Regions from separate parts of the Homo sapiens genome. Here region 2 is linked to region 1. Evidence: read pairs that join two places in POLR2A ChIA-PET (ENCODE). Cell type or tissue: GM12878. All regions are shown on one strand.

Region 1 (2,500 bases):
AATTTCAGTTACTCTGGCTTTTTTTTTTTTTAACCTGATTGAGTGACTCATAAACTTTCCTTCTTGAAGGGACTGTGTCTTATTTGCTCTGTTTTTTGGTTGCTGTAACGTTTCATTAACCTTGTATTGAGCATGGAAGTAGTATGACATGCCCTAGGCAATCTTCTGGGTTCCACTTACCCTACTTTGCCTCCATTGCAAAATAGCACACTTGTTTGCCCTTGGTAATTCGGATTCATTTTTCCAACTAGTAGATTAACCAATGTTTTTGGCTTGTTGGTTTCAGTGACATAAGAAGTACAAAATGGCCATATGGGAGTCTCATCTTCCAATTAATCGGAAACATTGTTGTGTCCCCTTTGGAAGCATTTCTCCTTTAAGGACTAAGATCTCCAAACCATCAGAGCTCAAAGTTGCCAGGACTAGAAACAGAAATTTTGCAAGTGGCTTATGTGGGTATAATAATGAGAGGAGCCATGCCTGCTTCTACTTTTTGATTCCTGGACTGACATATTCTGGCTGTGGGCAAGATAGCATCATATAATGGTCTGTGATTGAAATAATAAACTGCAGCTTGTAAAACAGAGCCCCATCCTTTCAGGTTTTTGTCTCCTAACTAGTGCTGCTGCTGAAGTCTTCAGTAAGCCATTCTATGTGATGGAGTAATGGTAAAACCAGTTAATCTTAGTGTCATGAGCACATTGTCCACCTCTTTTGCTATGAAGTGAATTCCTTAAGGAGATACAGTGCTGTATAGAATGCTGTAATGATAGGTAATACATTCTGTGAGTCTATGAATGGTGGAGTTGGCAGAAGCATTGCAGGCAAATTCATATCTGGAATATGAGAAACGGATCCATTATGGAAGAGAACCAAATAAAATCAATCTGCCACTAGGTGGCCAGCTGTCTCTTTCCCACCCATGGTGCCATACTGGGAATTCAGTGTTGGTCTCCAGCATTGGCAGATCAGATGCTCTGCAGTAGCTTTAGCCAGATCAGTTTTTTCAGTTTTAGAAAGGACTAATCTGTGTGTGTGTGTTTTTTTTTTTTTTTTTTGAGACAGAGTCTCGCAGTGTCGCCCAGGCTGGAGTGCAGTGGCATGATCTCAGCTCACCGCAACCTCCACCTCGTGGGTTCAAGTGATTCTCATGCCTCAGCCTCCCCAGTAGCTGGGATTACAGGCATGCACCACCACATCCAGCTAATCTCTGTATTTTTAGTAGAGATGGGGTTTTGCCACGTTGGCCAGGCTAGTCTTGAATTCCTGACCTCAGGTGATCTGTCCGCCTAGGCCTCCCAAAGTGCTGGGATTACAGGCATGAGCCACCGCACCTGGCCTAATCTGTGTTTTTGAACCCATTCATAATCTCCATCCCTGCCACCATGGCCACTTTGTTCATGGGTCCATTGCACAAGCTTAGATATGATGGAGAAGGAGGTTGAGTGCCACCCATAGAGTATGTCATTTTATCTACCTGATTATTAAGAGCCTCTGCATTGATGTGCCCACCTAGTCTCTCATGGTTCAGTGCTGCTGCTTAAGTTTCTGTGCAACTCTAAAATCCCATCATCCGCACTGAATTCAACTTATCTCAATATTGACTTCCTCCTGTAGTCATACCTGTCCTACAAAGGGGAGTGACAAGAATTTTGAAAACCTTGTTAGGTGGTCCCTCACTAATACATTTCTCCCTCTCTCTCTCTCTCTTTTTTTTTTTTTTAATTTTGTTTCAGAGACAAGGTTTGCTCTGTCTCCTAGACTGGAGTATAGTGGCACGATCATAGCTCACTGCAGACTTGAACTCCTGGGCTCAAAGGATCCTTCCTCCTGCCTCAGCCCCCCAAGTATTAAATAGCTGGGATTCCAGGTGTGTGCCACCATGCCTGGCTAATTATTTTATATTTTTTAGAGATGAGGTCTCATTATGTTGCCCGGGCTGCTCTTGAACTCCTGGCCTCAAGCAGTTCTCCTGCCTTGGCCTCACAAAGTGTTGGGATTACAGACTTGAGCTACTGTGCCTGGCCACTAATAGGTTTCTAAATGTCTTAGTAAAAGGAGTGTTTTCTAGGCCCTCTCATGGACATAAGTGGCAATTTGGTGTGTAGGTAACACATGATAAATCCAGTCCAACCTTCCTATCTCTCTAAACCTTTGGATCCCTCTCTCTTATTATGCTAGGGAAACTTTGGAACCTCAGCCTTATTAAATGTTAAATTAATATAATTAATGCTTAATTAAATTAAACTTCAAGTTTCAGTCAGCCAATCAAGTAAGCTGTTAAAGCCACTTCCAGTTTTGTGAGTTAACACATTAAATGTGGGATCTCTAGTACAGAAGTAGTCAAACCTTTTCTGTAAAGGGTCAGATAGTAAATATTTTAGGTTTTAGAGGCCATATGGGTTTTGTCACAACAACTCTGTTCTGCTGCTATAGTGTGAAAGCAGCCATAGACAATATGGCCCATCCATTAATGGGCATGGCCCCATTCTAGTAAAAC
Region 2 (2,500 bases), 480 kb before region 1:
AAAAATGTAAAAATTTGCTATAACAGGATGTCTTAGAAGATAGAAAAAAGGAAAAAACAGAAAAAAAACTAAAATTTAAAAACTGAATTAATATTTTTAAAAAATAAATAAATCATTGGCCATGATTTCAATATAAGTCCTGGGGAAAGGAATGCAGAGCCTCATGCGGCCCTTTCCCTTTCAAGGAAGCCACGTCCAGCCTCCCTCTCCACACCTGTTGTTCCCTTCGCCATCCTCTAGTACAGAAACTTCCCTGAGGCACAAATTAAATATACAGATTTCCAGGCCCTTTCTCTAGAAATTCTGAAACAGCAGGTCAGGTCTGAGATGGCCCCAGGATTGGGGTTTTTGTTAAGCACACAGGTGACATATGGCAGATGCTGGAGCCCCTCAGTCTTGCATATGCCCTCACCCTCCATCTATTCAGTAAGGAAGTTAAACAGGCATGTCCTACAGCTCACACAACCACACCCTATACTGTACACTTGGAGCTCCCAGCTCCACAGCTCATAAACATCTGGGCTATTCAACTAGCAGAGAGACTGGGCTCTGGCCACGGCTAAGTGGCTCATACCATAACGGCCCACTCCTCTGCCTCAGAACTGTACAACACTAGAAGGCAGATGTCTCCAGACACCAAGCATTGCCTTGGCTCTGAGCTAGGACACCACTTTCCGACTGTGGCAGTGAGCTGAAGTCCAAACACATCACAGCAGCCCTGCTGAGCAAAGGGGTGGAGGCCAGAGCTTGGGTTAGTTAAAGCCACTGGCATCTGCATGGCCCTGGACAGTAAGCAGGTATCAGAAGGGAAGGGCCCCAGAAGGCTGTGGGGTGGGGGTGCTACAAGTCCTTGGCTGATGCGCGGGCACAGGTCAAGGCCGCCCAAGCCTTAACAGAGAGCTGGTGCTGAGGAGGAGTGAGCTGAATAGAGATACTGAAGGTCAAGCTGAGGTGAGGTACTGAAATTCTCACCAGACCAGAGTGCGGAAACCTCATTCATATATCATTAACACACCTGGCATACGGTTGAAACACCAGAGAGATCATGTCTTAGAATTCAAGAGCACTATCCAGAGAAATAATTCTCAAACAGGGCAATTTTGCCTCCCAGGAGAGATGTGGCAACGACTGGAGGCACTACTGGTTGTTACAACTAGAGGGACGCTTTCGGTATCTAGTGGGCAGAGGCCACAGATGCTGTTCAACATCTTACAATGCACGGAGCAGCCTCTCCATCCCCAAAAAGAAATTATTTAGCCCTAAATGTCAAGTGCTACCCAGGTTGAGCACTAAAAAAGAGTTAACTCTAAACTTGCCCAAGAAAAAACAAGCACTACCTAACAGGGCCTGCAAATGACACATGTTTTGAATCTTGAGTCCCATCAAGTTAGAGAAGCTTGGAAAACACCTGAAAATTTCCAAAGTTCTGCCCTAACAAAGCATAAAAAACAGGCCTATGAGTTCAGCCAGTTAATATGGTATTGGAGTAAAATTCAATACTTTTTAGAATTATCAGAAGTCAGACATACAATGTATCATCCAAAATGTCCACAATAAAAAACCTTAGACATGCAAGAAAGAAAATTTAACTCAGGGCAATAAAGAAAGCAGTCTTCATAATAAAAACCAAACCCCTCAAATATATAAATAATAAAAGTAAATCCAAGTAGGCACACACATTGGATTTTAAGATTTACAGAAACAAGTATAAATGTACAATGGGTTAGTATGTTCAAAGAAACTGAGGAAAAATATGAGTAAAGAGATAGAGATTTTCAGCAAAAAAGTGTAAAGTTTTTTGTTTGTTTGTTTGTTTTTTGAGAAAGAGTCTCACTCTCACCCAGGCTGGAGTACAGTGGTGTGATCTCAGCTCACTGCAACCTCTGCCTCCCGGGTTCAAGCGATTCTCCTGCCTCAGCCTCCTGAGTAACTGGGATTACAGGCGTCCGCCACCACACCCAGCTAAATTTTGTATTTTTAGTAGAGATAGGGTTTCACCATGTTGGCCAGGCTAGTCTCAAACTCCTGACTTCATGTGATCTGCCCGCCTTGGCCTCCCAAAGTGTTGGGATTACATGCCACCGTGCCTGGCCAGTGTAAAGTATTTTTAAAAAGAGCCCAATAAACACTCTAGAGCTGCAATACTGAAATGAGAAATAAAGGAGAAAAGAAAAATCACTGGCTGGTCTTATCAGCAGTTTAAAAGCAACAGAGAAGATTGAATAAAAGTGAAAAAGACTGACTGTCCTATAAGACAATCTCAAATAGTTTAATATATATGTAATAGGAGTCCAAGAAAAACAAGAGTGTGAGAATAAGTCAAAAAAAACTTAAGATATAATGGTTAAATATTTCCTAAACTTTACAATAATAAAAAGAATCAAATCAAAGATCCAAGAAGCTCAGCAAACTCCGAGAAGTATAAATACCAAGTAAATTATACCTAGGATCATTATCAATCCTCTAAAAAATCAGTATCAAAGAGAAAAAAAAATCAACC

Evidence for each region. Peaks named below come from ENCODE experiments on the same cell type or tissue, not always from the same donor. Only the 100,000 strongest peaks of a DNase experiment are listed, where the experiment ranks them.
Region 2: POLR2A ChIA-PET joins it to region 1 with 8 read pairs; 1 of 35 experiments calls an interaction of 5 or more read pairs at or near these places.

What each region holds. Positions count from the first base shown.
Region 1 is chr13:95,703,812-95,706,311 of GRCh38, forward strand. All of the region lies in intron 1 of DNAJC3 (DnaJ heat shock protein family (Hsp40) member C3), which reads left to right. Among named protein-coding and RNA genes, the nearest start is that of DNAJC3, 28 kb to the left of the region's middle. In GM12878, no CTCF peak of the experiment used is centred here; no DNase peak of the experiment used is centred here.
Region 2 is chr13:95,221,703-95,224,202 of GRCh38, forward strand. The region is part of intron 4 of ABCC4 (ATP binding cassette subfamily C member 4 (PEL blood group)); the gene reads right to left. Among named protein-coding and RNA genes, the nearest start is that of SNORD13G, 13 kb to the left of the region's middle. In GM12878, a CTCF peak has its summit at 1,135; a DNase peak (open chromatin) is centred at 1,051; H3K4me3 peaks cover 754 bases; H3K27ac peaks cover 1,585 bases.